2 separate regions of the Homo sapiens genome follow, and region 2 is linked to region 1. A link is a loop called in an ENCODE intact Hi-C map of the cell type or tissue named here. Cell type or tissue: heart left ventricle. All regions are shown on one strand. Links, peaks and the distances in the headings refer to the core of each region. The heading gives the core; the rest is flanking DNA.

Region 1 (2,823 bases), core at 1-2,500:
AGCCGTGAGTAGAACCAGAGGTGTTCCTCCACCGTGAGCCGGTCAAAGAGCACATTGTGCTGCGGGCACATGCCCAGGTTCTTGCGGATCTCATCCATCTCCGTGCGGATGTCGTGCCCGTAGATGGTGGCGGAACCCGACGTTGGAGGGAACAGGCCGGTCAGGATGGACCTGGGTAGGTGGGCGGGGTCATGACCCCACGCCCTCTGCAGGGGCCCCACCCTGCCCTGACTAGGACTCCTGCTCTGGTCAGCAGATGCCCACCGCCCTGCCCCTCCGACACTCACATGGTGGTGGTCTTGCCCGCCCCGTTGTGGCCCAAGAAGGAGACCACCTGGTTCTCGTAGAGGTTCAGGCTCAGCTTGTTCAGGGCCAGCTTCTTGTCGTCCTTGTAGACCTTGGTGAGTTTGTCCACGCAGACAACCAGAGGCAGGTGGGTGGGCTCCTCCTCCATGCCACGGGTCTCCTCTGCACCAGGGCTGTGGATCAGCAGGGTGGGGGCGGCGCCAAGGCCACCCAGGACTCTGAACCCAGCGCCCACCCCAGCCACCATTCTGATGCCAGCCTCACCAAAGCGCCGGCTCTCCATGGCACAGGCCTGGTCCTCCTCCATGACACTGAGGCGGGGGGTGCGTGCCCACGGCCAGCTCCACTCCCAGGCTTCTGTCCGCCCACTGCCCAGCCAGTAGGACTTCTGCAGTGGGAAGTACCAGGGCCGGGGCAGCCCGTACATGCCTGGGGGTCGGGGAGGGGAGGGGAGGCTGACCTAGGGCCTGGGGTGACCATCCACCACGTGGGCCACGTGCCCACCCAGGGAGCCACCCGTGCTGCATCCAGGAGTGGACACAGACTGCTGGTCCCCAACCCTGGCTGGGGACCCCTGCCTCTCCCCTGCCCTCCAAGGGCTGGCCAGTACCTGGGTGCACAGCCTCAATGTACCACGTGAGGATGCCATAGACCACGGCGTCCACCATCAGCATGGTGACAGCCAGGAGCAAGTTGAAGTCGTCCCCCTCCACCGGGGACTGGCTGAAGGTGTGCCACTGGATGCCCACGCCGGCCACCTCATACAGCGCGAAGTACTTAGAGCCCAGACCAAAGGCCGTCGTGGACATGAGGGACTGAGAAGGCAGTGGTGTCAGCACGTGGGGTGGCCCGGCACCCCAGCCGCCCGCCTGCCCGCGACCCTCACCGCGATGCACTTCTCGAAGGCCGTGATCTTATCATGCGCCACCTCCTCTCGGATCGCCACGTACATGTAGGGCACGTAGCTCAGGAAGTAGATGATGCCACCGCAGGCCGAGGCCAGCTTGGCCTTGGAGTACAGCACAGACACCAGGAAGCTGGGTGGGCAGGGGCCACGCGCACCGTCATCCACCCGCACGCCCGGCCTCCTGGGCAGGCCCGTGCCAGGGTCCAGGGGGCTCTGAGAGGATGTGGGGTGAGCTTGCTGGGCAAGTGCCTGCCCCAGGTCCCTCCTACCATGGCCCGCGCTCACCAGAACATGATGGTGGCCACCGCGTAGACTGCCAGGAAGAGCCAGATGATGACCACGTGGCTGTGCATAAGCACCTGGCCGTACTTCAGGATGGCGGTGAGTGCTGTCACGGAGATGGACAGCTGCACAAAGCCGGTGATGAACCAGGCCACCCAGTGCACCGCGTTGTTCAGGCCCATGGTCTTCATCACCTGCGGGTGGGCCAGGGGCTTGGGGCAGGCCCCGGGGAGGACGCCGCCCCTCCCTGCCAGCCCGCGCCTCCAGGGAGAGTCCCGGCCCGCGCACCTCCTTGAGCCGGTGCTCCTTCTCCGCCACGATGTGCTGGATGGTCATGGCCACGGAGTAGACCCAGGAGATCACCATGCACAGCGGCATCATGTGCTCAATGACAAACAGGAAGCTGCGGGGAGGCCGCGCTCAGGCGCCACTCAGCCCCAGCCCCAGCCCCAGCCCCGGGCGCCCAGCACTCACTCATCGCGTGTGTAGCAGGGGTAGGGGAACATCTGCACGTAGCTGCCTGGCTCCACCACATCGTGCCCCACAAAAGTGTCGATGATGGCGCGCTCCATCATGTCTGTGGGTGGGGGCAGCCATCAGGTGCCGGGCAGGCCCTCTCGTCCTCACACCTGTCCTCCCCCATGAATCCTCCAGCCGGTCTTCCGGGCCTGCTCCTCACCCTGGATCCAGACGAAGCCGTAGAGGAAGTAGAAGCGGCCGCCAGTATTGGGCCCAGGCCGCCAGTAGGCGCGGCGGATCTCGTTGGTTTTCTCGGTGAAGCTGGAGTTCTGGCGGATCTTGTAGTGCACGTGAGGCGGGAGCGAGCCGTCCTTCCGGGTCTGGAAGATCACACCTGGGGCCGGGAGGTTGGGGCGGGGCCAAGATGCAGGGGCGGGACCAAGGCGTGGTGGGGGGGAAAGCAAGGCACGGGGGCGGGGCCAAGGTGTGGGGGCGGGGACAGGAGGGTCCAGGGAAAGGTGGGACAGGGCTGGGGTGGGGGCCCCAGGGGAAAGGTGGGCAGAAGTGGGGAGGTGCAGGGAGGGGGCGGGTTGTGGGTTGGGGCCGTTTGGAAGGGGCAGGGGTGGGGAGGGGAAGTGGCGGGTGAGGGGGGAAGGCCAGGGCGCGGCCAAGGAGTGGGAGGGCACAGGGGGACGGGTGGGGCTGGGCTGGGGAGGAAGAGGTCTGTGGGGGGCTGGGGCGGGGCGGGGAGGGCAGCTCACTGGCAAAAACAGTGACGTTGTCCTGGTAGGCCTGGTTGAGGGTGTAGTTGACAATGCTCTCCTCGTCGGGGAAGCCCTTGAAGATGTCCACGCTCACCTAGCGGGAGG
Region 2 (2,898 bases), core at 243-2,742, 190 kb before region 1:
GCTGCTCCAGAGCTTGTGGGTGCCCACGCTGCAGGCTGTTTGGGGTGGTGGAGTAGAGCACCCGCTGGAGCTGGGGGCTGAGTGGCCATGGGGGGACCATGCTCCTCCTATGGCCCAAGGCCCAGGGGTTCCACCTCGTAATTTTTGTTTGTTTTTAAATAAGGAAAATGCAAAAAGCGAGGCGACGGCTTAAAGATGGAGAACGACCCCCAGGAGGTGAGTGCCAGGTACACAGTGGGTAGCAGTGGCTCAGGGCCCCGGGGTGCGTGAGCCGGTGCCCAGCGCTTCACACGCTTTTGACCCCAACCACCCCAGTTATGCTGTGGCCACGGGGGCCGCTGGCCTTCCCAACTGCTCTGAAAACCCCACACTGCCATGGCTGTATCTGGGGGTGGCCGGCTCACCTGCACTCGACAGACATCACGTTGGACTGACCCCTATTTGCATTTGAGTGACCTGAGAGGTATTTAAGTGAACTCGCCAAACTTTTATCCCAGTCTCGGTGGGCTCGGCCCTTCAAAGCACAGGACACATCTCGCAGCGCCATGGGCGTGAGTTTCGCTCACCGGAGCCACCTGGGGCCAACCCAACCTGAGCCCGACACACCCAGGGCCTCGCACTCTCCGTGCGGTGCCTCCCACTCCCTTTAGAGCATGGGGTGGAGTGACTCTGCCCACAGCACTGCAGCTAACCCTGTTTGTGGGCACTGGAACCTTCCGGAACGCACATCTAGCTGAGGGCAGCTGGTAGTCCAGCACCCACTTCTATTTTCGAGTGGTGGTTTGGTTATCCGTGAGGCCTGGGGCGGACACTGCTGTGATCAGTGGGAGGTCCTGGGTAGGAGGCTTGTTCAGGGAGCCATCAGCGAGGCTGGTGTTGACCGTCAGACCCTTTGGGGCAAACCTATGTTTAGCTATCCCATCTCTTCAGCATATCGTTTCCAAATGGAAATGGCTGTTATCTTTTCAGATTAGAAGACTATCCAGCCTTTTCTAAAACTGTGGGCCACACGGGTGGGGCCCAGCCTGGGCCAGTCTCACACCTGTTCCCTCCTGTCCCCAGGCGGAGTCTGAAATGGCCCTGGATGCTGAGTTCCTGGACGTGTACAAGAACTGCAACGGGGTGGTCATGATGTTCGACATTACCAAGCAGTGGTAAGAGGGAGCTGGCGGGGGCAGCTGCCTGTGACTCTCACCCCCCTAGCCCCTTGGGCGCCCTCTTTGTGCAGCAGATAATGGTTAGAGCAGCATCGTTCTGCAGGACCGAGGGACTCTTGCTGGGCAGCTGTGGCAGCTCAGCCACAAGGGGCACTGGCCTGGATGTCGGGCTGGGCAACGACTATGCCTGTGCCTATGGGGCGGGATGGCGTGGGCCGGCTGCAAAAGGCATCTGGGGCAAGGCACGCACCTTCCATAGCCCCACTGTTCTTCCTGAAAACCCATCTGAGACTTGGCGGAAGCAAGTGGCTGCTTGTGCTGGGGGCTCCCCGCGACCTCCGTCTTCATGACCTAGGAGGACCCACAGCCAAGATTCATTCTAGCAAGAAGATGACAGCGAAATCAGCTAAGGGCAGTGGCACACAGGACGATCTCTGGGGGACCAGGCGCAAGCCCCCAGAGTCCACTGTGGAGTCGCATGGGATCCACTCAGCTCCTCAGGAGTGCAGTGTCCCCCAGGACGCACCGGAGCCCCAGCGGGGGGGTGCTGCGGACGCACACTTGGCACAAGGCTCCTAGAAGAACGAGGGCCGCGTGAAGACCAGTGTCCTGGTGCAGGGCCCCTCCTAGCCACAGCCAGTGCCCGGAGCACCAGGAGCAGCATGCCCGACACGTCCAGGCATCTGCTCTTCCCAGCAGTGGGTCTGGCCTGGGGGCCTAGTCAGCAGCTTCTCTTACTTGGGAAGACCCCCACACCAGGGTTAAGCGTACCGCCTGTCACGGGGCCGCACACTCAGCACGCATCAGCAGCCCAGGCCTGAGGGCGGCTTGAAGCACCTGACCAGCCATGCTCTGGGCCTCTGCCAACCTTTGCCAATGCTGGGAACCATGCCTGCCCTCCCAGCCTTCAGCACCACCACCAAGGACTGACCGCAGGCACCCTCAGGAGAGCCCTCGGTGGGGGTGTGGCACACGGATGGCAGGAGAACCACACACGGGGCTGGCGGCCCCACCCCAGGGCACGAGTTCAGCTCGGGCGCACACGCTGGCCTCACCTGGGCGAGCAGTGGTGCTCCTCTCCCTCCGGCCTCTCCTGTCTAGGCAGCAGGCCAGCCTGGTGGGTGGGAAGTGGCTTTTCCCAAGCGAAGTTGAGTGTGGACACAGTGTGGCCTCCACGGCACCTCCCACTGCTGCCACAGGAACGGCCTGGAGGGAGCTGCAGCCGCCTGGGCTGCCGTGCGAGGAGTGGGCGGGAGTGACAGCGAGACTTGAGCCAGCCTGAGAAGACGCGGCAAAGGCGCTTACCTGTGGGCCCGGAGACCCTGTTGGCAGCACCAGCCTGGGCAGGCGATGCCTATGGTAGCAATGCTCTGTCTGGAGCCCCTGGTGCCCAGCAGGAAGGATGGAAAACACTGGCTCAGACAGCGGCTTCAAGCACCACGCAGGCCCTTCACAGCCACGAGAGGCAGGAGACACCAGAAGGCCACCTGCTTAGGAGGCCAGAGGTGCCCCTGGGCCGGCCTTGGTGAGGGGCCCGTTTAAATGACTGCGTGTAAATGAAAGAAAATGAAGTTAGAAACAGGATGTTGCATTTTTTACTCCCTTATGTTGGCTTTCAGTCGTGGGGAAGTTTTGTCACTTGAAGCGCTGGTTATTTCTTCACAAGCCATTTGGAAAACCACGCAGCTGGGAAACTGGCAGTTCCACGCCAGGCAGACTCTGGAGACTTGCCGTCCGTGCC

What was found. Peaks named below come from ENCODE experiments on the same cell type or tissue, not always from the same donor. Only the 100,000 strongest peaks of a DNase experiment are listed, where the experiment ranks them.
Region 2: it touches region 1 in a loop (2.0-fold over the local background); 1 of 110 quality-filtered maps calls a loop at or near these places.

The regions. Positions count from the first base shown.
Region 1 is chr9:137,016,004-137,018,826 of GRCh38, forward strand. ABCA2 (ATP binding cassette subfamily A member 2) reads right to left here. Exons shown (of 49, transcript NM_001606.5): 13 at 2,716-2,812; 14 at 2,175-2,348; 15 at 1,970-2,072; 16 at 1,784-1,898; 17 at 1,499-1,689; 18 at 1,193-1,343; 19 at 917-1,121; 20 at 571-735; 21 at 288-468; 22 at 1-171. Among named protein-coding and RNA genes, the nearest start is that of LINC02908, 10 kb to the right of the region's middle. In heart left ventricle, for the core only: no CTCF peak of the experiment used is centred there; no DNase peak of the experiment used is centred there.
Region 2 is chr9:136,828,331-136,831,228 of GRCh38, forward strand. It overlaps RABL6 (RAB, member RAS oncogene family like 6), which reads left to right. Exons shown (of 15, transcript NM_024718.5): 4 at 164-216; 5 at 1,063-1,154. It overlaps MIR4292 (microRNA 4292), which reads left to right and starts at 2,627; the gene lies at 2,627-2,693. In heart left ventricle, for the core only: no CTCF peak of the experiment used is centred there; DNase peaks (open chromatin) are centred at 1,781 and 2,101.